Linked DNA regions of Homo sapiens: regions 2 and 3 are each linked to region 1. The links are chromatin loops, found by intact Hi-C in ENCODE. Cell type or tissue: gastrocnemius medialis. All regions are shown on one strand.

Evidence for each region. Peaks named below come from ENCODE experiments on the same cell type or tissue, not always from the same donor. Only the 100,000 strongest peaks of a DNase experiment are listed, where the experiment ranks them.
Region 2: a loop joins it to region 1, with 17 times the contacts of the local background. A loop is called at or near these places in 67 of 110 quality-filtered maps.
Region 3: a loop joins it to region 1, with 5 times the contacts of the local background. A loop is called at or near these places in 8 of 110 quality-filtered maps.

What each region holds. Positions count from the first base shown.
Region 1 is chr19:34,497,571-34,505,570 of GRCh38, reverse strand. WTIP (WT1 interacting protein) reads right to left here. Exons shown (of 8, transcript NM_001080436.2): 8 at 1-5,442. The coding sequence ends at 5,302. Among named protein-coding and RNA genes, the nearest start is that of WTIP, 20 kb to the right of the region's middle. RefSeq lists enhancers at 1-320, 1,331-2,152, 6,413-7,299, 7,300-8,000 and a silencer at 3,702-3,761. In gastrocnemius medialis, a CTCF peak has its summit at 3,842 (motif pointing right); DNase peaks (open chromatin) are centred at 3,870, 4,860 and 5,250; H3K27ac peaks cover 517 bases.
Region 2 is chr19:34,708,512-34,716,511 of GRCh38, reverse strand. It overlaps the pseudogene SCGB1B1P. Among named protein-coding and RNA genes, the nearest start is that of ZNF181, 22 kb to the left of the region's middle. In gastrocnemius medialis, a CTCF peak has its summit at 3,624 (motif pointing right); a DNase peak (open chromatin) is centred at 3,671.
Region 3 is chr19:34,399,874-34,407,873 of GRCh38, reverse strand. GPI (glucose-6-phosphate isomerase) reads right to left here. Exons shown (of 18, transcript NM_000175.5): 18 at 5,461-7,973. The coding sequence ends at 7,838. PDCD2L (programmed cell death 2 like) reads right to left here and starts at 3,475. Exons shown (of 7, transcript NM_032346.2): 1 at 3,336-3,475; 2 at 3,059-3,225; 3 at 2,884-2,944. The coding sequence starts at 3,443. In gastrocnemius medialis, no CTCF peak of the experiment used is centred here; a DNase peak (open chromatin) is centred at 3,513; H3K4me3 peaks cover 1,328 bases; H3K27ac peaks cover 1,287 bases.

The sequences.
Region 1 (8,000 bases):
TGGGCGTGGCAGGTGGGGGGAGGCACAGGTGGGTGGGTGTGACAGGCACACAACCATCACTGCTGAGCACCTCCCTACAAAGCGCCAGGGGGCCCAGGGCTACCAGTCCTGAGGGCCCACAGGGGGGCTGGCATCCCTGGGGAATCCTTGGGCCCTATGCCCTCCTGGCAGCCCTGTGACACATGCCCCAGGTCTGGGATGGTGGCCCAGCAATGCCCTCAGGGCCAGGGAAGTGGGTGGAAGGAGAGGAGCCGCGTCCACACTCCTCCTGAGTTTCCTGAGCACTCTCCAGGATCCCAGGCCACCCTGGGGTATCCGGCCAGGGACTAGGAACCTGGCAAGGGCCTGGGCCTGAGATAGGTGAGCTCCTTCCACCACCTCAGGCCTCAGGGCCCCTCCCACCTCTGAGCCCCCACCCAGGCTGGCTCCCAGAGTCCCCCATCATCCCCATGAAATGTGTGCACATGCCCCTCTCCCAGGTCCCCACCAGCCTCTAGGGAACACGCCTACCATGGGGGCGGGGTGGGGGCAAAGCCTCCAGAGCTGGGCTGGGTGGAGGCTGCAGGTGGCCCTGATGCTCCCCCCTCTCCCAGACCTGTTCTTGATCCCCACCCCAAGGTTCTCCTGGGCCCCACAGGCTGCGCCTACTCCTAACCCTGCAGCCAGCAAAGCCCTCACCCCTCCCGAGTGTGGCACCGGAAGTCCTTGCTGGCCTCCTGGCCAGATGAGGGCTGCCAGACCGGACGAGACAGGACCCCGTGATGGGGAAGGGCCTTCTCTCGGCCTCTGCTCACGAGCTAGAGACCAGCCTCAGGGTGGGGCTGGGTGGGAGGGATGAGCACAGCTGCACCCTACCCAACTCACCCCAACCCCCAGTCACCCTCTGGCCCACACTGCTCCCCACACCTCTGCCCAGGTCTCATAAATCCTGCCCAGTGGCCCCTCCCCACACAGCCCCCCAAGAGCAGTTCCACTTGGGATTGTCATGGTACCTGCAGCTCAGCAAGCTGACATCTGTGCTTCCCACCCCAACAGGGGCAGGGAGCCCGGATGAAGAAAGAATGAGGGCAGAGGGCACCCCATGCCCAAGACCCACCCACCCCAGGACCCTCCAAGAGGCCATCAGGGCGACGCCAACACACACACAGACACACACACACACACACAAACAAACACACAATTACACCCCACAGTGTGGTCACTTACAGGAGGTGAGCCTTTTCCACTGGTGGGTCAGGCCTCAGTGGGGTCACTGAGAACCCACCAAATCCTCCCAAATCCCAGCGTCAGGGCTCTGTTGGTCTCGCTCCAGTTCAATCCCTCTCTCCCTCTCTCTCTGCAGCTTATCCTGTCTCCGTATCTTTCCCCCTCATTCTCGGAGTCACTCAGTCTCCCTCTTAAACAACAGGTCTCTCTCCCACTCCACCTCCCACCATCTCTCCCAATCTCTCTCATTCATTTTCTGAAATATTCAATCCCTTTCACACACGACTTTCTCCGTCTCTCTCATTGATACACACACTCTCCCCCCATCCCTGTCTCTCTCTCACACACACACACATGCACACACACACGCACACAGGCAGACTCAGCCCTCCAGGGTCTATGTCTCTGAGCTGAGCCCCGCTGAGAGGCAGGCTTGTCTGGGGATTGCAGGGAGCACTCACGCCCACATAGGATGTGTCCACGTGGACAGCGCTTGGCCCTTTATGTACCCACTGTGGATCCTTCACTAGGCAACCAGGCTGGACTTGGACCAGTGCAGGTGGAACTAAGCCAAGACCCTGAAGGCCAGGGCAGGGTCAGCTCCAGCCTCAGCACTCGCCCTAATCCAGGCACGGTGGAGAGTAGCGTGAGCCACCAGGCGGGCCCAAGCTGAAGAGCTCACCGCATAGCGGGGACAGGGATGGCAGGAGACTTGCCACTCAGACCAGGGAAGGATGACAGGGACCCCAGGCACAGGCACAGGTGTCAGCAGAGACCACATCAGTGGGGGTCCCCTTGGGCAGGTGGGGGGTGGCATCCAGGGCTGGAGGGTCACAGGCCACTGGCATGGCTCAGCCCAGTTCTCACACAGCATCCTCCATCTCTATAATCATGGGGTCAGTGTCACCCCTGGGCATGAAATGGAGATACTGCTGTTGGCAAATGAGCTTGGAGAGCAGAGGCCAAGACTTCTGGGTGTCAAGTGAGGTGTCACAACTGGGGCCTGACTTCATAGAGGCCAAGGTTTCTTCATAGAGGAAGAAACCCCGGGAGAGTGGCTCCCACGGAGGGAACTGCCATGCACAGCTCCGGGGGAGGAGGTGGAGCAGTGGCCACCAGCCCTGACAGAAGGCAATGCGGGGCCCAGGGGCCCAGAAAGAAAGGGCAGAGTGTGGCCTGGTGAGGCCACTGCCCCAAGGGCCTATGCAGTCCCTTGACTGCGACCTTTGACAAAGTGTGTTACTTGGGTGGGGTTGGGGGGACTCCAAGCTGTGATGACTCAGGCCAGCTGGCAGGAGCGTGCATGGTGACCGGGATGGAGCAGGGTTCAGTGAAGCAACCCCATGGATATAAGCACAGGGCCCACCATGGCACATGCAAAGGAAGGGGAGGAGAAGGACCGGGTTGGCAACAAGGAGAAACCCGGCTCAAAGCAGGTTTGAGGGAGGAAGCAGAGAGGACAGTTCAGAGGACAGCTTTGCAACTGACCAGTTAGAAGGCAAAGGAGCCCAGGCCAGGCACGGTGGCTCAAGCCTGTAATCCCAACACTCTGGGAGGCCAAGGTGGGCTCGCTTGAGGTCAGGAGTTTGACACCAACCTGGCCAACATGCTGAAACCCCCTCTCAACTAAAAATACAAAAAGTAAGGCCAGGCACAGTGGCTCACGCCTGTAATCCCAGAACTTTGGAAGGTCAAGGCGGATGGATCGCTTGAGGCCAGGAGTTCCAGACCAGTCTGGCCAACATGGTGAAACCCCGACTCTACTAAAAATACAAAAATTAGCCAGGCCTGGTGGCGCACACTTGTAATCCCAGCACTTGGAAGGCTGAGGCAGAATGCTTGAACGTGGGAGGCAGAGGTTGCAGTCAGCCCAGATCACGCCACTGCACTCCAGCCTGGGCGACAGAGCTAGACTCTGTCTTTAAAAAAAAAAAAAAAAAAAATAGCTGGGCGTCATGGGGCACACCTGTAGTCTCAGCTACTGGGGAGGCTGAGGCATGAGAATTACTTGAACCCTGGAGGCAGAGGTTGCAGTAGGCCCAGATTGTGCCAACGCACTCCAGCCTGGGCGACAGAACGAGACCCTGTCTCAAAAAAAAAAAAAAAAAAAGCCGGGCACAGTGGTACACACCTGTAATCCCAGCACTTTGGGAGGCTGAGGTGGGTGGATCGCCCCTGAGGTCAGCAGTTGGAGACCAGCCTGACCAACATGGTGAAACCCCATCTCTACTAAAAATACAAAATTAGCCGGGCGTGGTGGCGTGCGCCTGTAGTCCCAGCTACTCGGGAGACTAAAGCAGGAGAATTGCTTGAACCCGGGAGGCGGAGGCTGCAGTGAGCCAAGATTGTGCCACTGCACTCCAGCCTGGGTGACACAATGACACTCCGTCTCAAAAAAAAAAAAAGAAAAGAAAAGAAAAAGCAGCTCAGCTAGCAGGAGAGAGCCAGCACCGGAGCCTCCACGCCTGGACTTTACTCTCTGGCCCCAGTGGGATCACCTCCTCCAAGAAGTGGCCCCTGGTCCTGCTGAAGGCCCCACTCTAAGATGCAGCGCTCTCCACGCTGTGTAAGTCCCTGGCTAAGGCTCCCTGACCACCCCTGTACTTGCCGGCTCAGCCCACCAGGTGGCGCCCGCGCCATGCCTCGGCCCTGCTGGACTCCGAAGCCGCCACTTCCCTGCGGGCGCCTCCTGGTGTTTGTTCCCTTGGGCTCGGCCTGGACAGCCCTGCTGGTTCCCGGAGCCTAGCCCAGCCCCGCGAGTGATTCACAGAACTCACACCTGACGGTGGGGGAGGAAGGGGAGAGCAGCAGCCAAGAGGTGGGTCCAGGCTCTCCCAGGGGCGAGTGACTTCAGTCCAGATGTCCCCTGAACCCCTGGGGATTCCGCATCAGGACCAGGGCCTCCCATGTCCAGACCCCACATTCCCGTCAGTGTGTCCCGGGGAGCACGGAGGGACCTCCACACTGCATTTCATGGGGCGACCGCCCTTAACACCCGGACACACACGGAACCCCACACTACCCTAAAGTCTGAAAGGTGGACACGCGTGGCGAAGTTTTAGAGGAATTTCAGGACAAAAGTCCTGAAACCACAAGGTTCTTACCACCTGAAAACCAGCTCCGTAACAGACAAACTAGACACTTGTGAGTTTGCCGGCATTTGCTTTAAAAATAACAAGGCTGGTCCAAGATCTTAGAAGAAAATTATATTCTTTTAAAGAAAATGAAAATATCCTCAAGGGAAAAACTTAATTTAAGTCAAATCTTGTCCTTTTGTCGTGGAGCCCCTTGCCCCGCGCGCAGACACAGGCTTTCCTGAAGCGTGGCCAGGGCGCCCCTCTCATCGCTCCTGAGCGTGACCCGGGGCTGGAGCCGCACGGGGATTTTCCCGAGCTGAGCAGGGGGGTCGGGGGGCCCAAGCCAGGAGCCCTGGAAGAGGGAGCAGGGCGGCAACTGGGGCCGCAAACACCCATCAAAGTCCCCAGGACCAATTCCCACAGACACCACGTGGCCACAGGCAGTGCCCTTTGCAGGCCCCCTCCCCAAGGGTGTCACCCCTCACCCCCTCCTGGGACCCCGCCTAAACCAGGCACCCTTCCACCCACCAGCAGGAACTGCGCTAGGAGATGCAGGAACACCCATGTCCCCGCCAGCCCCGCCTTCCAGACCACACCCTGCCCGGGAGTGCGCTTTGCGAGGTCGGGGTCGGGGGGGAGGGCGGGGGCCAGGCCCCTGAACAACAGACAGCAGCTCCCACCCAGCAATGCAGCCGGGTCACCTCGCACCCCTGGCCAAGGCAGGGGCCCTCTCCAGCCTGGTGACCCACGGCCTACCCTGAGGCTGCAGGGCACAGGGGGCCTCCAAGTGGAAAGCTGGTGATGGGGTGGGTGGGAGGCAGGGCCCGCAGGGAAGTGACTTGAGCAGGCACAGACGGTGAATAAATAGAAGCTTCCACGCGGGGGTCCGGCCCCTGCAGACAGCAGCTCGGTGGGAAACTGATTGGAGGGAGCTCCCCTGACGCTGACCAGGGCCACCCACGCGGGCCCTCCCTCCACACCCACACCCACCCCGGCCCAGGGACGGGTTTTCCCCTGCTCAGAGCTCAGTGACGTGCACAGTGGGTGAGGGAAGAGGCCCAGGTTGGAGGCGCCGCAGGTGGCAACGACGACACAGTAGGTGGCCCGCCAGGGGATAGCAACGGCGTCCCTCCTCCCCGCTCAGCTGCAGCCCGCAGTCCTAGGGAAGAACACAGCCCCCAGCCCCAGAGTCAGCAGACAAGCGCACATCAGAGGTCACGGGACGGGGGAGGGACGGAGGGGAGGGGCAGATCTGCAGGGTGCCGCAAAACAACATGAAGACTCTTCCGCCGGGCGCAGGGGCTCACACCTGTAATCCCAGCACTTTGGGAGGCTGAGGCGGCTGGATCATCGCTTCGGTCAGGAGTTCGAGACCAGCCCAGCCAACATGGTGAAACCCTGTCTCTACTAAAAATACAAAATTAGCCGGGCATAGTGGCACATGCCTGTAATCCCAGCTCCTTGGGAGGCTGAGACTGGAGAATCACTTAAACCCGGGAGGCAGAGGTTGCAGAGAGCAGAGAGCCTGCCATTGCATTCCAGCCTGGGTGACAACAGCGAAACTCCATCTCAAAAAAAAAAAAAAAGACTCTTCCTCTGCCAGAGGGGGTATGGGAAGCCCGGCGTGGAGCACTGGAGACTGGAGCTGCCTCTCAGGTATCCAAGAGGAAGTCACTGGATATAAGTCAGACTGCGGGGAGAGGGCTGAGCAGTCAACATGGGTGTCAGCATAAAAACCTGATGGTTTGGGTGTTTTTTGTTTATTCGTTTGTTGTTGTTTGAGACAGGGTCTCTCACTGTCACCCAGGCTGGAATGCAGTGTCTGGATCCCAGTTCACTGCAGCCTCGACCTCCAGGGCTCAAGTGATCCTCCCACCTCAGCCTCCTGAGTAGCTGGGACCACTGGCGCACCCTGCCACGCCCTGTGAATTTTGTTTATTTTTTGTAGTGATGGGGTTTCATGTTGCTCAGGCTGGTCTAGAACTCCTGACCTCAAGTGATCCTTCACCTCGGCCTCCCAAAATGCTGGGATTACAGGCATGAGCCACCGTGCCTGGCCTGTTTTTTGTTTATTAGACAGGGTCTCACTCTGTCGCCCAGGCTGGAATGCAGTGGTGCGATCTCAGCTCACTGCAGCCTCAAACTCCTGGGCTCAAGCAGTCCTCCCACCTCAGCCTCCCAAGCAGCTGGGACTACAGACATGTGCCACCATGCCCGGCTAATTTTTTTCCCCTTGTATTTTGTAGACATGGCGTCTTGCTATGCTGATCAGGCTGATCTTGAACCCCTGGCTTCACAACCATCCTCCCACCTCGGCCTCCCAAAGTGCTGGGATTGTAGGCGTGAGCCACCGCACCCAGCCAAACGTGATGGGGTTTTTTGTTTTTGTTTTTTTTGAGACAGAGTCTCGCCCAGACTGGAGTGCAGTGGCATGATCTCAGCTCACTGCAAGCTCCGCCTCCCGGGTTCACGCCATTCTCCTGCCTCAGCCTCCCGAGTAGCTGGGACTACAGGCGCCCGCCACCACGCCCAGCTAATTTTTTGTATCTTTAGCAGAGACGGGGTTTCACCGTGTTAGCCAGGATGGTCTCGATCTCCTGACCTCGTGATCCGCCCGCCTCGGCCTCCCAAAGTGCTGGGATTACAGGCGTGAGCCACCGCGCCCGGTCACGTGATGGTTTTTAAAGACAAAACAGGAGACCACCTCTTCCAGGGGGTGCAGATCACTAGAAAAGAGAAGACGGCAAACAGCAGAACCTTCCATGAGGAGGTGGGAAGAGAACAGGCCTGGGCAGAAGAGACTCAAGGAGAAACGAAAGTGAAGACAACCACAACCTGGCAGCCCCGAGGGCAAAGTGAAGCAAGTGGGTGGAGGAGGGAGCGGCCCTGTGCTCCAAGCTGCTGGGGGGCCCGGAAGGAAGTGTCCACCAGTTCCCACCACACAGGGGTCCCTGGAGCAGGGTGAAGGGATGAATGCCACCCCCGGGTGGTCTGAAGAGGCAATGGTGAGAGGACCTGGGAAGCAGGGGGCGGGCTTCAAGTACCCTATCTCGCAGTTTTTACCGTTGCGGGCTCGGGGCTGGAATGCTGGCGGCTTTGACCCGTTACCCAGAGCCCCTGACACCAACACCTGGCCCGCCCTGCGCAGGGAAGGGAGCTGGGCTGCTGCAGTGACACCACATCACTCCTTTCCCTGGTCTCCTGTCTGTCCCACCACAGGCCACTGGCTGGGCCCTGCTACCGACCGCTGCACACCAGGCCAGGGAGGAGTGCGGGGTCCCGGAGGTATCAGTCCCCATCCAACAGCCTCGCGGCAGCACAGCACCACCACCAGCCGCCTGCCCCGCTCTCACTCTCAGCGTCAACCTTTTGCTGCCCTCGGTACTGGACAATCTGCAGGGGACCGCACAGTCCACAGGACGGCCCAGCAAGTGGAGGGACGCGGAGGTCCTGTTAGGGCTGGAGGGGAGCCCTGGCCCCTCTGCAGACCATCCCTGCTCCTTGTCCTCCCTCCTGGGTACCCTGACACAATCGGTGCTCCCATGGGGCCACTCGCCTGCACCCAGGAGACCTTGTCACCCAAGGGATCCCTGATTGCTACTGCAGATTCCCCACCGCCACTTGCTCTGCTCTTGCTGGGGCGCGGTCGCCGGCAGCCTCCTGGTTCTCCTGCCCAGGCCTCCTCAGTCTCCCTTTGTGGCCACTTCGCCTGTGTGT
Region 2 (8,000 bases), 210 kb before region 1:
ATTTTGACTTCAAGAAGTGTTATGCCTCCAACTTAGTTCATTTTTCTGAGGATTGCTTTGGTTATTCTGAGTCTTTTGTGGTTTCTTACCAATTTTAGGATTGTTTTTTCTACCTCTGTGAAGATATCATTGATATTTTGACAGGGATTGCATTGAATCTGCAGATCACTTTTGGTGATATGCTCATTTTCACAACATTAATTGTTCCAATCATGAACATGGGATGCCTTTTCACTTTTGATGTCCTCTTCACTTTCTTTCATCAGCGTTTTATAGCTTTTTGGGTAGAGGTCTTTCACCTCTTTCGTTAAATTTATTCTTATTTTGGTAGCTATTTTACATGAGTTTGCCTTCTCAATTTCTTCCTTTACTAATTTGTTGCTGATGTGTACGAATGCTACTGATTTTTATATGTTGATTTTGTATCCTGTGCCTTTACTGAATTTCTTTATCAGTTCTAAGAGTTTTTGTTGGTCCTTTTAGGTTTTTCTATATACAAGACCATGTCATCTGCAAGCAGAGACTGGGACATCCTCCTATCCAGTCTGGATGCACTTTATTTCTTTCTGTTGCCTAACTGCTCTGGCTAGGACTTCCAGTACTATGTTGAATAAAACTGGTGAAAGTGGCCACTTTTTTTTCTTGTTCCAGATTTTAGAGAATGACGTTTCAATATTTCCTTATTCACTATGATGTTGGCAGTGGGTTTGCCATATATTTCATTTATTATATTGGCATACGTTCTTTTTACACCCAGTTTGTTAAGAGTTTTTATAATGAAGCACAGTTGAATTTTATCAGATGCTTTTTCTGCATCTATTTACATGATTGTATGGTTCTTGTTCTTCCTTCTGTTGATGTGATGTGTCACATGTATTGATTTGTGTATTTTGAACCATCCTTGCATTCCTGGGAGAACTCCCACTTGATCATGGGGAATGATCATTTTGCTGTGCTGTTGGGGTTGGTTTGCTAGAATTTTGTTGAGGATGATGGATATTGGCCTATAGTTGTTGTTGTTGTTGTTGTTTTCTGTATGTGTGTGTGTCCTTGTCTGGTTTTGCCATCAGGGTATTGCTGGTTTTGTAGAATGAGTTTGGAAGAATTTCATTCCCTTCAATTTTCTGGAGGACTTTTTGAAGAATTGGTATTAGTTCTTAAATATTTTGTACAATTCTGGAAGAAAATGGAGCCTGGGTTTTTTCTTTGATGGAGACATTTTATTACAGGTTCAATCTCATTACTTGTAATTGCTCTATTCAGGAGTTCTATTTCTTCTTGGTTCAATCTTGGTAAATTTTATATGTCTAATAATTTACACATTTCTGGTACGTTTTCTAATTTGTTAGCTTATAGTTACTGGTAGCAATCTCTAATGATACTTCGTTTTTGCGTGGTATCAGTTGTGATGTCTACTATTTCATTTCTGGTTTTATTTACTTGGGTCTTTTTTCACAATCTAGTTAATGGTCTGATGATTTTTTTTCTTTTAACAAAACCAACTCTTCATTTGTTAATCTTCTATACTATTTTTTAGTCTCAATTTCATTTATTTCTGCTGTGATCTTTATTATATCTTTCCTCCTGCTAAATTTGGGTTTGGTTTGTATTTGCTCTTTTAGTTCCTTGAAATGCATTAAGTTTTACTTGAAATCTTTCTCTCTTTTTTTTGATGTAGGTAGTTACTACTAAACTACCTTGTTATTATTGCCTTTTCAGTACCCTATAGATTTTGTTATGTTGTGCAGGTTTTATTTGAACTTTTTCTACATTTTTGATGAAGATATTTATTATCAAAATTCTTGCTAATATTGTGTTTGCTGGATCACACAGGCTTTGGTATGTGGCATTTCTATTTTAACTTGCTTCAAAAATTTTTTTAATTTGCTTCTTAATTTGTTTATTTGCTCATTGTCTCATTTTTATATATTTGTTCATTTTAGAAAATTTATCTTGTTATTGATTTGATTTATAGTGTTACTTCATTGTGGTCAGAAATGATACTTGATGTGATATTTTCATGCAGGCAAACGATGTATAATAATCACATAAGAGTCAACGGGAGGCTGGGTGTGGTGGCTCACACTTGTAATCCCAGCACTTCAGGAGGCCAATGCAGGCAGATCACAAGGTTAGGAGTTCAAGACCAGCCTGGCCAACATAGTGAAACCCCGTCTCTACTAAAAATACAAAAATTTTTATTTTTTGTATTTTTAATCCCAGCTACTTGGGAGGCTGAGGCAGGAGATCATTTGAACCCAGGAGGCGGAGGTTGCAGTGAGCCGAGATTGCACCATTGCACTCCAGCCCAGGCAACAGTGCTAGACTCTGTCAAAAAAAAAAAAGAAAAAGAGTCAATGGGGTATCCGTCACCTGAAGGATTTATTCTTTGTGTTACAAATAATCTGATTATACTTTTTCAGTTATTTTAAAATATACAATTAAATGATTATTAACTATAGTCATCCTGTTTTCCTATCAAATACTCATTCTTTGTTAAATGTTCTTATGGAAAGAAATAATATTTTGCAGCTGTTGGATGAAATAGTCTATAAATATCTGCAAGAGCCATTTGATCAGAAGTGCAGCAATTGTGTCAAGAAATTTTGAATTTTTCCACATATATATAAACTTCCCTGTTTTCTTGCCAGTTTTGATTTCTGGTTTCATTCCACCGTGGCTAGAAAAGACACTGAATATGGTTCTGATCTTAAATTTGTTAAGACTTGTTTTCGAATTAACTTGTCTTCTATCCTGGAGACTGTAGTGTGTATTCTTGAGGAGAATGTCTTCCGCTGTTGGGAGGAAAGTTCTGTGTGTGTCTGGTAGATCCATTTGTTCTATGATTTTGTTTAAGTCTGTTATACGTTGTCTGTCTAGATGGTCTGTCTATTATTAAATGTGACATGTGGAAGTCTCCTACCATTTACTATTGCCATTTTGTTAACATTTTTGTTTGCCCTGTAGTTCTTTTGTCCCTCTGTTTCTACTCCCTAGGTGTCCTTTCACTGTGACCTAGGGTGGAGAGGAAGACAGTGGGAGCATCCCCCCAACAGTTTTCTCTCCTTGGTTCCTGTGTCCCAGCATTGTGTTAACTGTGCTGCCCATTGTTGTAGGCGTGGTCCTCCAAGTCATGGAACCTTATGAACTAAGTTATGGGATTAACCATGCTTTACCCACACTGCCTTAGCTTATCGATCTGTGTGATCTGCCTGGCTTCCTGAAGAAATGGATCTCTGGAGAGACTGTGTCCCCTTTGGGCAAGCCTTCTTTAACAGAGTCAGTGTGCTAAATTACCTGCTATTATGGCCTGTGCTAAAATATTTACCCATAGCAAAATGGTTCTGTTTAACCTCTGTACTTAAAATCACTTTACTAATTAAGTACTGCTCTCATTGGAGACAGAAATGAACGTAGGGACCTAATGGTGATTTTTCCTGCTGTTGGCACAGTATGGGCGCTAACATTTGGCTGTGAAGGACATTTTCCTCCTAATTGTTGAAGTTGGAGCTTTCCCATTCACAGAAAGACCTTAGAGGCTGATTTCTAGCGGTGCAAAAAGAAAGAATTGAGAAGCTGCAGTATTACTGTAAAACACCGGCGATTTGCCACATGAAGAGGATTTATATTTCCACTAGGTGGCGCTGTTGGCTTAGAAATAACATGTGCTCGCCAGAGGCAGGATAGAGATGCTTGTTGAGTTGCTGCACGTGGTGTTTGCTGATCTTTCCTAACAGAACTGTTTCCCTGAACTGTAAAATTTCCTGCACACTGCACACACAGAGGATAGGAGACATAGTGACAGCAGATAGAAAAGAAAGGAAAATTTTGTGACAGGATAGCTGGAGATCCATGATCAACACTTGGATGGGCTGTTGGAGGCTGGGTTCAGTCCCGAAGCCTTTGAATAATGCCAGGGTGTGCCCTGGACAGAAATTCTCAGTTGCCCTAGGACTTCTCCCAGCCTCATGTGATGGCTAGGAACTCTGTGGAAAAAAAAAAAAAAACTGGTTTGAAGACAGCCTTGAGATTAAAGGGCAGATTTGAGGCTCACTCCATACTCACCAGTCCGATGTTTCTATCTTCCATTCTGATCCTGATCCTGGATGAGAACCGCCAGATGAAACAGCTTGGTTGACTGGGGTATATACCCTGTTTCTTTGTCTCAGTCGAAAAAAATTCAGGACGCGAATACACATGAGGAGTGGGTTTAGGAGCAGAAAGTTTAATAGACAAAGAAGAAGAAGAGAGAGAAAAGGCTTCCTCATGCTGAGAAAGCAGGTCGCCCAAGAGAGGGTCTCCAGTTTGCAGCAGGATGCAATCGATTTTGTGCAGAGGCTTAGGGAGGTGGTGATTGATTTACATAGGGCCCAGGGGATTGGTTTGACTAGACGTTCCATTTGCATAGCCTGCAAAAAGACTGGCCTTCCCACCCTACTCTTTTATTATGCAAATGTGGTTCTACCTGGTGGGTCACCATGATTCCTACACACACGGTGACAAGGAAAAGGAGAGCAGGAACCACCATATTCAATGTACCTGGCTTCCAGGTACCGCTGCTGGCATTTACATATGAAAGCTCCTAGTTTTCATATATATCAGGCTGCTTTCTGTCGGAGAAGAAATGGTTTGGGGCTGCTTTTTATTAAAGGAAAATTCCACCGAGAACTTTTACCCTTTCTAGCTGCCTAAAAATAATTTCTTAATAAATCCTGTATTAGAAAGACCCAGGGCTCATGGTTTGGAGAGTCTCATGTGCTCGAGAGGCTGTAGGCCAGGAGGTCAGAGCCAAGGGTCTAAAATTGAGGTTGAGTGGTGCCATGGACACAGGAGGTCCTGGAGGTTCCCAGGCTAGCCTACAGAGCTGAACAGCCAGAGCCAGCCCACAAGCTCAAGGGCTAGCTGAATCCCCCTTCCTGGCCCTTCCCTGCGTCATTGGTGTCTGCTCCCTCCTCTCTACCTCCTCATTCACGAGGTTCCTTTTCCTCCCAGATTCCCAGGGAAAGGCCTTGGTGGGAGAGTACCTTGTCATGCTCTTATTTTAATGCTGAATTTAGAGAAAAACCATATAATACCCTTTTGAATTTAGTCAATATATTCATACATAGAATTTTTGCAAGATTTATTTTTACACTTTCTACCACTTGTTTGAACTTTTAACTTCATATTTTCTAATTTAAAACAATTCTTTAACCCTAGGCAAGAATTTATATTTTTATGCCTCTTATAACCTTTTATTAAAATACATTTTACTGTTGCTACACACCTCACATGTAAATCTATTTCCAGTAGTCTCAATTACATATCATAATGGTAAGTTGGTGGGAGGAGAATAAGCACTCCCACCCACTGCCCTAGAACCAGCAGACCCTCCACCCAGACTAAGGTGCAGGCACACACAGCTGCACTCACCAGCCCACTGAGCACATGCCTCTTGTCCTCGTCTGCCAATTTGCCATTGAAACAGTTCTTCAGCTTTCTAGCATTGGACAATATTAATGAGGATGTTCAGTATTGTGCCACATGATCAACATATTCATCAGGGGTTCCCACCAGGAAGAGATCAACATCCTTTGTCACAACTGGGCAGATGTCACAATCTGGAACACAATGACACGTGGACAGACCCTTGAGAGACACTCATCAGAGCCTACACATCCCTTTCCCTCCATGTATGCTCAAAACTGCCCTTGGATGCCATCAAAGCCCCAGCATCCACATCCCCAGGCATTCACAGCCTGGCACCTACTTGCCCTGGAGATCAGGAGCACGGCAGTGAAGAGCAGCCCGAAAGTAGGAGCCAGCTTCATGGTGCCAGTGGCAAGTTCGTCAGGCCCCATTTGAGGCCCTTTTATACCTGTGCCAGGTCTCACAGTGGGGCAGGAAAAGGCCTGTGTCTTTCCATTTGCTGATTATCTCCCCCTACCCATAGATGTATGAGGAGCTCCAATGTGCTGCTACATCCTCAGGGCTCAGACCAGGACCAACACAAAGTAGATGCTCTATAAATGTCTGTTAGATGAATTGAAGGGACATCCCCATTGCTCTGGAGTCTATAAACTACATATTTTTAAAACTTATTTTGGTTTCTTATTTTTTTAAGACAGAGTCTCCTGTTGCTCAGGCTGGATTGCAGTGGTGCAATCAGAGCTCACTGCAGCCTCAACCTCTCAGGCTCAAGCCATCCATCTTAGCCTCCCAAGTCGCAGGGACCACAGGTGTGCACAACCAAGCCTGGCTAACTTTTTTATTTTTAGTTTTTGTAGAGATGGGGTTTCCCCATCTTGCCCAGGCTCATCTCAAACTTCTGGACTCAAGCGATCCTCCCACCTCAGCCTCCCAAAGTGCTGGGAGAGACACTCATCAGGCATGAGTCACTGTGCCTGGCCTCTGGAGTCTATGAACAAGAACTTTTACAGATACTTACTGTATATTTGCTTATTAAATTGCTTTGTATTAGTTAAATAAAGTGAAAGTTTTCAGTACTTTGTCAGTTCAGAATAAGGCAGTTTTTGGCTAGAGGTTCTTGGCTGACCTTTTCTCTGAGTCAGTAGTGACAGAATAAGGTTTGCTGAAGCTGCAGAGTCAAAGGTAGAATGCAAGGTTTTTGGCCTTGATTAGAACCTTGTACAAAACAGGATTCATGTCTGGTAAGGGCTCTTGGTTGAGAGGTGCCAAGCAATGAGCTCCAGCTGTCAGCTGTTCATCATGTCTTCTGGTGTGTGACACTGTCTTAGTCCTGCCTTGCTTTTTTATGGCCTTGGTAGTGTTGAGGTGGTGGACATCGTCAAATGCCCACCAAGCTGAGTTTGGCATTTTTTCTCATAATATTTACATTGGGATTAGGATTTTAGGGAACACACCCTGGAAGTGCAGGACCCTGTGACATCAATGTCTAGGCACTGGTTATCACTTATCACTTGATTAGTGTCATCTGTGTTGGCTTTCTCTACTGTTTTTCCCTTTCCCTACTATTTTCTTGGGAAACATCCAGCACATACTCAAGGTGGGAGGGCAGTAAGCTTGATGGTGGCTAGATGTTTCTGAAGACAAGAGTAGGGTGGCCAGGTGTGGTGGCTCAAGTGTACAATACCAGCACTTTGGGAGGCAGAGGCAGGAGGATCCCTTGGGCCCAGGAGTTCAAGGCCAGCCTGGGCAACATAGTGAGACCCTGTCTCTTAAAAAATAACAAAATTAGCAGAGTGTGGTGGACTGTGGTCCCAGCTACTTGGGAGGCTGAGGCAGGAGGATTGCTTGAGAGCCTGGGAGGTTGAGACTGCAGTGAGCTATGATCACGCAATTGCATTCCAGCCTGGGTGACAGAGGAAGACCCTGTCTCTAAAAAAGAAAAAGAAAAAAGTAGGAAATGGGGAAAACAGTAGCAGGGAGGGGAGGATCTATATATATATAATTTGGAATTATTCTGTAAGGAATATCTGTCTTTTCTTTCTCATTTATTTATTTGTTCAATCATTTATTTGTATTTTTTTTCTTCCCTGTTTTTTTTGTTTCTTTTCTTATTTCAATAGGTTTTTGGGGAACATGTGGTGTTTGTTTACATGAATAAGTTCCTTAGTGGTGATTTCTGAGATTTTGGTGCACCCATCACCCAAGCATTGTACACTGCACCCAGTGTATAGTCTTTTATCCCTCACCTCCCTGCCACCCTTTCCCCTGAGTCTCCAGTATCCACTGTATCATTCTTATGCCTTTGCATCATCATAGCTTAGCTCCCACTTATGAGTGAGAACATAATCATTTATTTTTATCAGTATAGACTCACATGTAGTTGTCCCTTTGGATTTATGGGGAATTGGTTCCAGGACCTCCCATGGACACTAAAATCCACAGGTGTACAAGTTCCGTATATAGAATGGCATAGTATTTGCATGTAACCTGCACACATCCTCCAGTACACTTTTAAGTCATTCCTAGATTACTTATAATTCCTAATGCAATGCCCACATACAACTTCCTTCACATGGATTCAAGATAGCGCT
Region 3 (8,000 bases), 98 kb after region 1:
CTAAATTGTGTTCTGCAGCTACCAACTTGCCTGCCTTTTCAATAAATTCAGATTTCATCTTATGAAATGTGTTAATACATATATAGCTCTCATAAAGTATATTTACTATAAAGACACGTATACATTATCACATACAACCACATATATGTACACACCCATATATATTCCCAAACAGGAAAATCAGTAAACTGTGTGTCTCAAGACCTTCAGTGTAAGTTTAAAAAAACTACTATATATACAATGGAATATTTTTCACCCTTAAAAAAAAAAAGGAAATTCTGTCATTTGTGACAACATGGATGGAACTGGAGAACATTTTGCTAAGGGAAATAAGCCAGACACAAAGACAAATGCTGCATGTATTCACTTATATGTGGAATCTAAAACAACCTCAAAGAAGTAGAGAGTAGAGTGGTGGTTAAAGAAATCTGGAGTGGCCAGGTGTGGTGGCTCACGCCTGTAATCCCAGCACCTCAGGAAGCCAAGGCGGGTGGATCACGAGGTAAAGAGATCGACACCATCCTGGCTACACGGTGAAACCCCATCTCTACTAAAAATACAAAAATTAGCTGGGCATGGTGGTGTGTGCCTGTAGTCCCAGGTACTCAGGAGGCTGAGGCAGGAGAATTGCTCGAACCTGGGAGGCGGAGGCTGCAGTGAGCCAAGATTGTGCTACTGCACTCCGGCCTGGCAACAAAGCGAAACTCCATCTCAAAGAAAAAAAAAAATCTGGAGTGAGCCGGGCATGGTGGCTCACGCCTGTAATCCCAGCACTTTGGGAGGCCGAGGCGGGTGGGTTGCCTGAGGTCAGGAGTTCAAGACCAGCCTGGCCAACATGGTGAAACCCTTTCTCTACTAAAAATATAAAAATTAGCTGGGCGTGGTGGCGAGTGCCTGTAATCCCAGCTACTAGGGAGGCTGAGGCAGGCAGGATAAGCGCTTGCATCCGGGAGGTGGAGGTTGCAGTGAGCTGAGATTGTGCCATTGCACTCCAGCATGGGCAACAAGAGCGAAACTCGGTCTCAAAAAAAAAAAAAAAAAAAAAAAGGAAGAAAGAAACCTGGAGCGGGAAGAATAAGGAGATGACGGTCAAAGAATACAAAACCTCAGTTATTCAGGAGGAATGTGGGTTTTTTTTAAGTTCTACTGCACAGCATGAATATAGTTAATAATAGAGTATTGTGGCTGGGCACAGGGGCTCAAGCCTGTAATCCCAGCACTTTGGGAGGCCGAGGTGGGTGGATGACAAGGTCACGAGATCAATACCATCCTGGCTAACATGGTGAAACCCTGTCTCTACTAAAAATTTAAAAAAATGAAAAAATTAGCTGGCCGTGGTGGCGGGCGCCTGTGGTCCCAGCTACTCTGGAGGCTGAGGCAGAATGGTGTGAACCCAGGAGGTGGAGCTTGCAGTGAGCAGAGACGGCGCCACTGCACTCCAGCCTGGGCAACAGAGCAAGACTCCGTCTCAAAAAAAAAAAAAAATAAGAGTATTGTGTATCTCCAAATTGCTAGAGGAAATTTCAAATGTTCTCACAAGATGTTAAGTATTTGAGGTGATGAATGCATTAACTAGCTTCATTTAATTATTCCACATGATATTCATGAATCATAGCCATCACTTTATACCTCATAAATTTATACATTATTATAAACTGTCAATTTACAGTTAAAAAAAAAAGTTGAAGAAATCCAGGAGGAAGTCTCCATCTCCCTTTTGTTTTTTTGGCAGGGGACAGGGTCTGGCTTTGTGGCCCAGGCCGGAGTGCAGTGGCACAAGTGTAGGTCACTGCAGCCTCAACCTCCTAGACTCAAGCAATCCTCCTACCTCAGCCTCCTGAGTAGCTGGCACTACAGTTGCGTGGCCATCATGCCTGGCTAATTTGTTTACTTTTTATAGAGACGATGTTTTGCTATGTTGCCCAGACTGCTCTCCCAACGTTTTTTTTTTCTTTTGTTTTGTTTTGTTTTGTTTTTACGGAGTCTGTCACCCACGCTGGAGTGCAGTGGCATGATCTCAGCTCACTGCAATCTCTGTCTCCCGGGTTCAAGCGATTCTCCTGCCTCAACCTCCCTTGTAGCTGGGATTACAGGTGTCTGCCACCATGCCCGGCTAATTTTTTGTTTTTGTTTTTAATAGAGACGGGGTTTCGCCATGTTGGCCAGGCTGGTCTCGAACTTCTGACCTCAGGAGATCCGCCCGCCTCGGCCTCCCAAAGTGCTGGGATTACAGGCGTAAGCCACCGCGCCCAGCCTGGTCTCCAACTTCTGAGCTCAAGCAATCCTCCCACTTCAGCCTCTCAAAAAACGGTGGGATCACAGGCGTGAGCCACCATGCTGGGCCTCCATCTCCTTTTAACAAAGGAGTTAGAAAATAAAAATAAAGTAAAATAGAAGAAAAAAAAAACTCTCACAAAACCTTAAGAAAGGCCGGGCGCGGTGGCTCATGCCTGTAATCCCAGCACTTTGGGAGGCCGAGGCGGGTGGATCACCTGAGGTCGGCAGTTCGAGACCAGCCTGACCACCATGGCGAAACCCCGTCTCTATTAAAAATACAAAATTAGCCGGGCGTGGTGGCATATGCCTGTAATCCCAGCTACTAGGGAGGCTGAGGCAGGAGAATCGCTTGAACCTGGGAGGCGGAGGTTGCGGTGAGCCGAGATCGCGCCATTGCACTCCAGCCTGGGCGACAGAGCGAAACTCCGTCTCAAAAAAAAAAAAAAAAAAAAACTTTACGAAAATAGCATTTTATGGTTCTTCAGAAAAGCAAAAAACACTCCAGTGTACTTCAAAGAACACGGCTTTAAAGTCTGCCCCAAACTATTCTCTGGAAAATATCCTCAAATGACAGAAAAACAATAACATGCCAATCACAACCTTTACCTGAGCGTCCTGCGCCTCTCTCTCTGGCACCTGCAGGCACTGGGAGCGGAACACCTTCCAGCTTCGGGGTGAAGACAAAGGGCCGTGAGGGCTGCACCCCGACTCCAGCCCGCCGGCCCGCCCCAGCCCGCTGGAAAGGACACCCCTGGAGCAGCTCTGGGACTTCCCCGCCTACCTGCGCGCACCGCCGGTGCTACAGCCGGGGCAGGCGCACGCGAACACGTGCAGCAGACGGTGAAACGGGGAGCCTTCCAGCGGGCAATACACCTGCACGACCAGAGCGAGCGGCTGCCCGCAGCGCTGACACACGGGCCTGGGCGCAGCCACGGTGGGCAGAGCATCCTGAGGGGACAGAGGAGGCGCTCAGACCCCGACTCCCCCCAGGACCTCGCCCACTCCCTCCGCACCCTTCAGCAGCACCCATCGACCCCAGCTCCGGCACCCGCCCTCACCGGAATGCCGCCCAGCTTGCTAGCAGTCCAGGCACCCGGCCCTGTGGGGCTGCCGTGCACCGGCGCATCTCGAAGGCCCAGCAGCACCGGCTTCAGAACGGCCGCCATGGCCGCCGGGCGACCAGGTGAAAACGCAAACTACGGCGGCCTCTCTGCGCACGCGCAACGCTACGCTAAAATGATAACCCCGCTCCCTTACTAGGATCCGATGCGGAGGCGTGGCTTTAAGGCGCGTGCGCTCAGGTCCCAGAGCCACAGAGGCGCCGCTGGCGTCAGGGGCTCGAAATCCCGGAGTCCCAGGCATTATGTGCCCCTTAATGCGCTGTGATAGGAAGTACACACCATCTACTAGGAAGTAGTTTTGCCAAAAAGCTAACTTTCTTTTTTCCTTTTTTTCCTGAGACGAGGACTTGCTATATTGCCCACACTGGTCTTGAACTCCTGGGGTTCAAGCGATCCTCCCGCCTCCGCCTCCCAAAGTGTTGCGATTACAGGTGTGAGCCACCAGAAAAAAGCCTTCCCGGAAAATAAAAATTTTAGGTGGGATAATGGTATTATCAGTCATTAACAAGAACAATAAAGTTTTTTAAAAAGTTAAAGTTTTTAATTTTTAGAGAAACACACCAAAATGCTTATAGATGAAATACCTCCGATTTGCTACTACATAATTAAGGTGGTGGGGTGTAAATACAGTAAGATTGACCATGAGTTGATAATTGTTGAAATTTGGTGCCAGGCACATGGAGATTTATTCTATTTGGGTTTTATATGTTTGAGATTTTTCAGTTTTTATTTTTGTTTTGTTTTGTTTTGTTTTTGAGACAGAGTCTTGCTGGGTCGCCCAGGCTGAAGTGCAGTGGCGCCATCTCACTGCATCTCAGCCTCCCAGGTTCAAGTGATTCTCCTGCCTCAGCCCCACCCAGTAGCTGGGGTTACAGACGCCCACCACCACGCCCGGCGCCCGGCTTTTTTTTTTTTTTTTTTTTTAGACGGAGTTTCGCTCTTGTCGCCCAGGCTGGAGTGCACTGGCGTGATCCCAGCTCACTGCAACCTCTGCCTCCCAGGTTCAAGCGATTCTTCTGCCTTAGCCTCCCGAGTAGCTGAGATTACAGGCATGTGCCACCATGCCTGGCTAATTTTGTATTTTTAATAGAGATGGGGTTTCTCCATGTTGGTCAGGCTGGTCTCGAACTCCCAACCTCAGGTGATCCGCCCACCTTGGCCTCCCAAAGTGCTGGGATTACAGGCGTGAGCCACCATGCCCGGCCTTTTTTGTATTTTTAGTAGAGACGGGGTTTCACCATGTTGGCCAGGCTGGTTTCGAGCTCCTGAAATCAAGTGATCTGCCCACCTCGGCCTCCCAAAGTGTTAGTATTACAGGTGTGAGCCACCGCGCCCAGCCACACAATACAGTTTTTTCAATTCCTGCAGCACAACATGGGTGAATTTCAAAAGCATCATGGGAAGAAGCCAGACACAAAAGGCGCCATTCTGGTAAACGCAGAACTTCGGAGGGAAAAAAATCAGTTCAATGGTAGTCAGGAGTTGGGATGAGGGAGTAGGACTGGACCACAAGTGTCAGGAACTTTTGAGGGTGAGGAAAATGCTGTATATCTCATCTGTAATGGTTCTAAGACTGTATATACACTTGTGAAAACTCATAACTGTATACCAAAGAAAGGTGAATCTTACTATATGTAAATCACACCCCAATAAACCTGACTTTTTAAAAATGCAGGCTGCAAAAACATTATTTTAGGATTCATAACGTGGTATGCAAAAGAAATGAATGTTTTCAAGGATTTACACCTCAAAGGAGGAAGCACCAGCCTTTGTGAGGTTTGGCTCTAGCCCAGCAAGGATCTGGAGATGAAACCCATTTACTCCTTTTTTTACCACACTTCATCCTGATAGCTTTAAAAGGCCCTGTGATGCTGGGCACAGTGGCTTGCGCCTGTAATCCCAACACTTTCGGAGGCCAAGGCAGGAGGATCTCTTAAGCCCAGGAGTTGAAGATAAGCCTGGGCAACACAGTAGTATTACCAGGGGAGGATCTTGACTACAAGTCGTCCAGGTTCTTGGAATATTGAACAAAGAGGTGGACAAAACACACAAAGCAACAAAAGAAGGAACAAAAGCACAGATTTATTGAAGCAAAAGTACATTCCAGAAAGCGGGATGAGGCTCAAGCAAGTGCCCTGTGTAGAAAATCTGGGGTTTAAGTACCCTTTAGAGGTTTCCTATTTGGTTACACCCTATGTAAATAAAGACTTGGCCTGCCACCAGTCAGAGGCTGAAGTGAATGCTCCTTTGTCTCCAGACCCTATTCTCTGGCCTCAGTGGGATCCTATCACTACAAAAATTTATTTTTTATTTTTCTTATTTTTTTTTTTTTACAACAGTACACTGATCTACAAAAATTTTAAAATGAGCCGGGCGCGGTGACTCACGCCTGTAATCCCAGCACTTTGGGAGGCCAAAGCAGGCGGATCATGAGGTCAGGAGATCAAGACCATCCTGGCTAACACGGTGAAACCCCGTCTCTACTAAAAATACAAAAAATTAGCCGGGTGTGGTGGCGGGCACCTGTAGTCCCAGCTACTCGGGAGGCTGAGGCAGGAGAATGGCGTGAAGCCGGGAGGTGGAGCTTGCAGTGAGCCGAGATCACACCACTGCACTCCAGCCTGGGCAACAAAGCAAGACTCTCAAAAAAGAAAAAAATTTTTTTTTAAATGAGCTGGGTGTACTGGCATGCATCTGCGGACCCAGCTACTTGGAAGGCTGAGGTGAGAAGATCACCTTAGCCTGGGAATTTGAGGCTTCAGTCAGCTATGATTGTATCACTGCAGTCCAGCCTGGGCAACAAAGACCCTGTCTCTAAGAAAAAAAAATTTTGAATAGGCTGGGTGTGGCGGCTCACGCCTGTAATCCCAGCACTGTGGGAGGCTGAGGTGGGAGATCTCTTGAGCCCTGGAATTCAAGACCAGTCTAGTCTGGGAAACACAGCAAGACCCGCCTTGCTGGGCGCGGTGGCTCACGCCTGTAATCCCAGCACTTTGGGAGGCTGAGGCGGGCGGATCACGAGGTCAGGAGATCGAGACCATCCTGACTAACACAGTGAGACACTGTCTCTGCTAAAAAAATATATAAAAAATTAGCCGGGCATGGTGGCAGGTGCCTGTACTCCCAGCTACACAGGAGTCTGAGGCAGGAGAATGGCGTGAACCTGGGAGGCGGAGCTTGCAATGAGCTGAGACCGTGCTACTGCACTCCAGCTTGGGCGACAGAGCGAGACTCCGTCTCAAAAAAAAAAAAGACCCGTCTCTCTACAAAAAATGAAAAAACTAGCAGGGCATAGTGGTACAACCTGTAGTCTCAACTACTTGGGAGGCTGAGGCAAGAGGATTACTGGCTGCAGTGAGCTGTGATCATGCCACTGCACTCCAGTCTGGGCAATGGAACAAGACCCTGTCTCAAAAAAAAAAAAAAGTTGTCAAAAAAAAAAAAAAAATGGGCCGGGCGTGGTGGCTCATACCTGTAATCCCAGCACTGTGGGAGGCTGAGGCGGGCAGATCACCTGAGGTCAGGAGTTCAAGACCAGCCTGCCCAACATGGTAAAACCCCTTCACTACTAAAAATACAAAAATTAGCTGGGTATGGTGGTGTGCGCCGTGTAATCCCAGCTACTCGGGAGGCTGAGGCAGGAGAATAGCTTGAACCCGGGAGGCGGAGGTTGCAGTGAGCCGAGATTGCACCACTGCACTCCAGTCTGGGTGACAGAGCGAGACTCAAAAAAAAAAAATTCCAGTTTTCAATATCTGCCTTTTAAAGCAAAAGAACTACCTGAGCGTCTTGCCAGGAGATGGCAGTCATCCTCGGTCTTGTCCAGGAATTCACCCGAAACAAACATAATCTCAATGCAGTTTTTAGAACCATCGAGTGAACAGAGTATCCAATTTCTGCAGTCACAGAGGTGAGGAGTGGAAAACAGTCTTGGGATTTGGTGACACAGGCCAAGTTGCCGTCCTGACTGATTGTGCCCCCACCCCACTATTGTCTTCTCAGGGCACCTTGCTCCACTCTAGACCCGCTCACCACTTAGTGTTAAGTGTCCGCAGAGGCACAGCCTGCGTCCTGCTGAGCGCTCCTGCCCTCTGCTACATAAAGCACCATCACAGGAAAAAAAAAATCAGAGGCTGAGCCTACAACCTCCTCCGTGGCATCTTTATTTTTCTACATGGGATGTGAACAACGTGAACATGGGTCAGAAAAGTCAGCTGCACAAAAACACTTCAGCCAATTCTAACACAGAGGGAGCATAGACATGGAGGGGCTGGGGGTTAGGCTGGGGGAGACCAGCCTTCCCTGCTAAGGGCTCGTGGTCCAAGCCCACAACCAGAGGGTGCTCTGGGTGGTGTCCAGGAACATGCAGTGCCGGCTCCGGGGAGGAGGGACGAGAAGAGAAAGGGGAGTCACAGAGGAGGCTGCAGATGAGCACGAGTTTATTGGACTCTGGCCTCGCGCTGCTGCTTGATGAAGTTGATGAGCCCATTGGTAGAAGCGTCGTGAGAGGTCACTTGAGCACTGCCATCAAGCTCAGGCTCTATTTTCTTAGCCAGCTGCTTTCCCAGCTCCACTCTGCCAAGAAGGGAAGGGAAGGGAAGA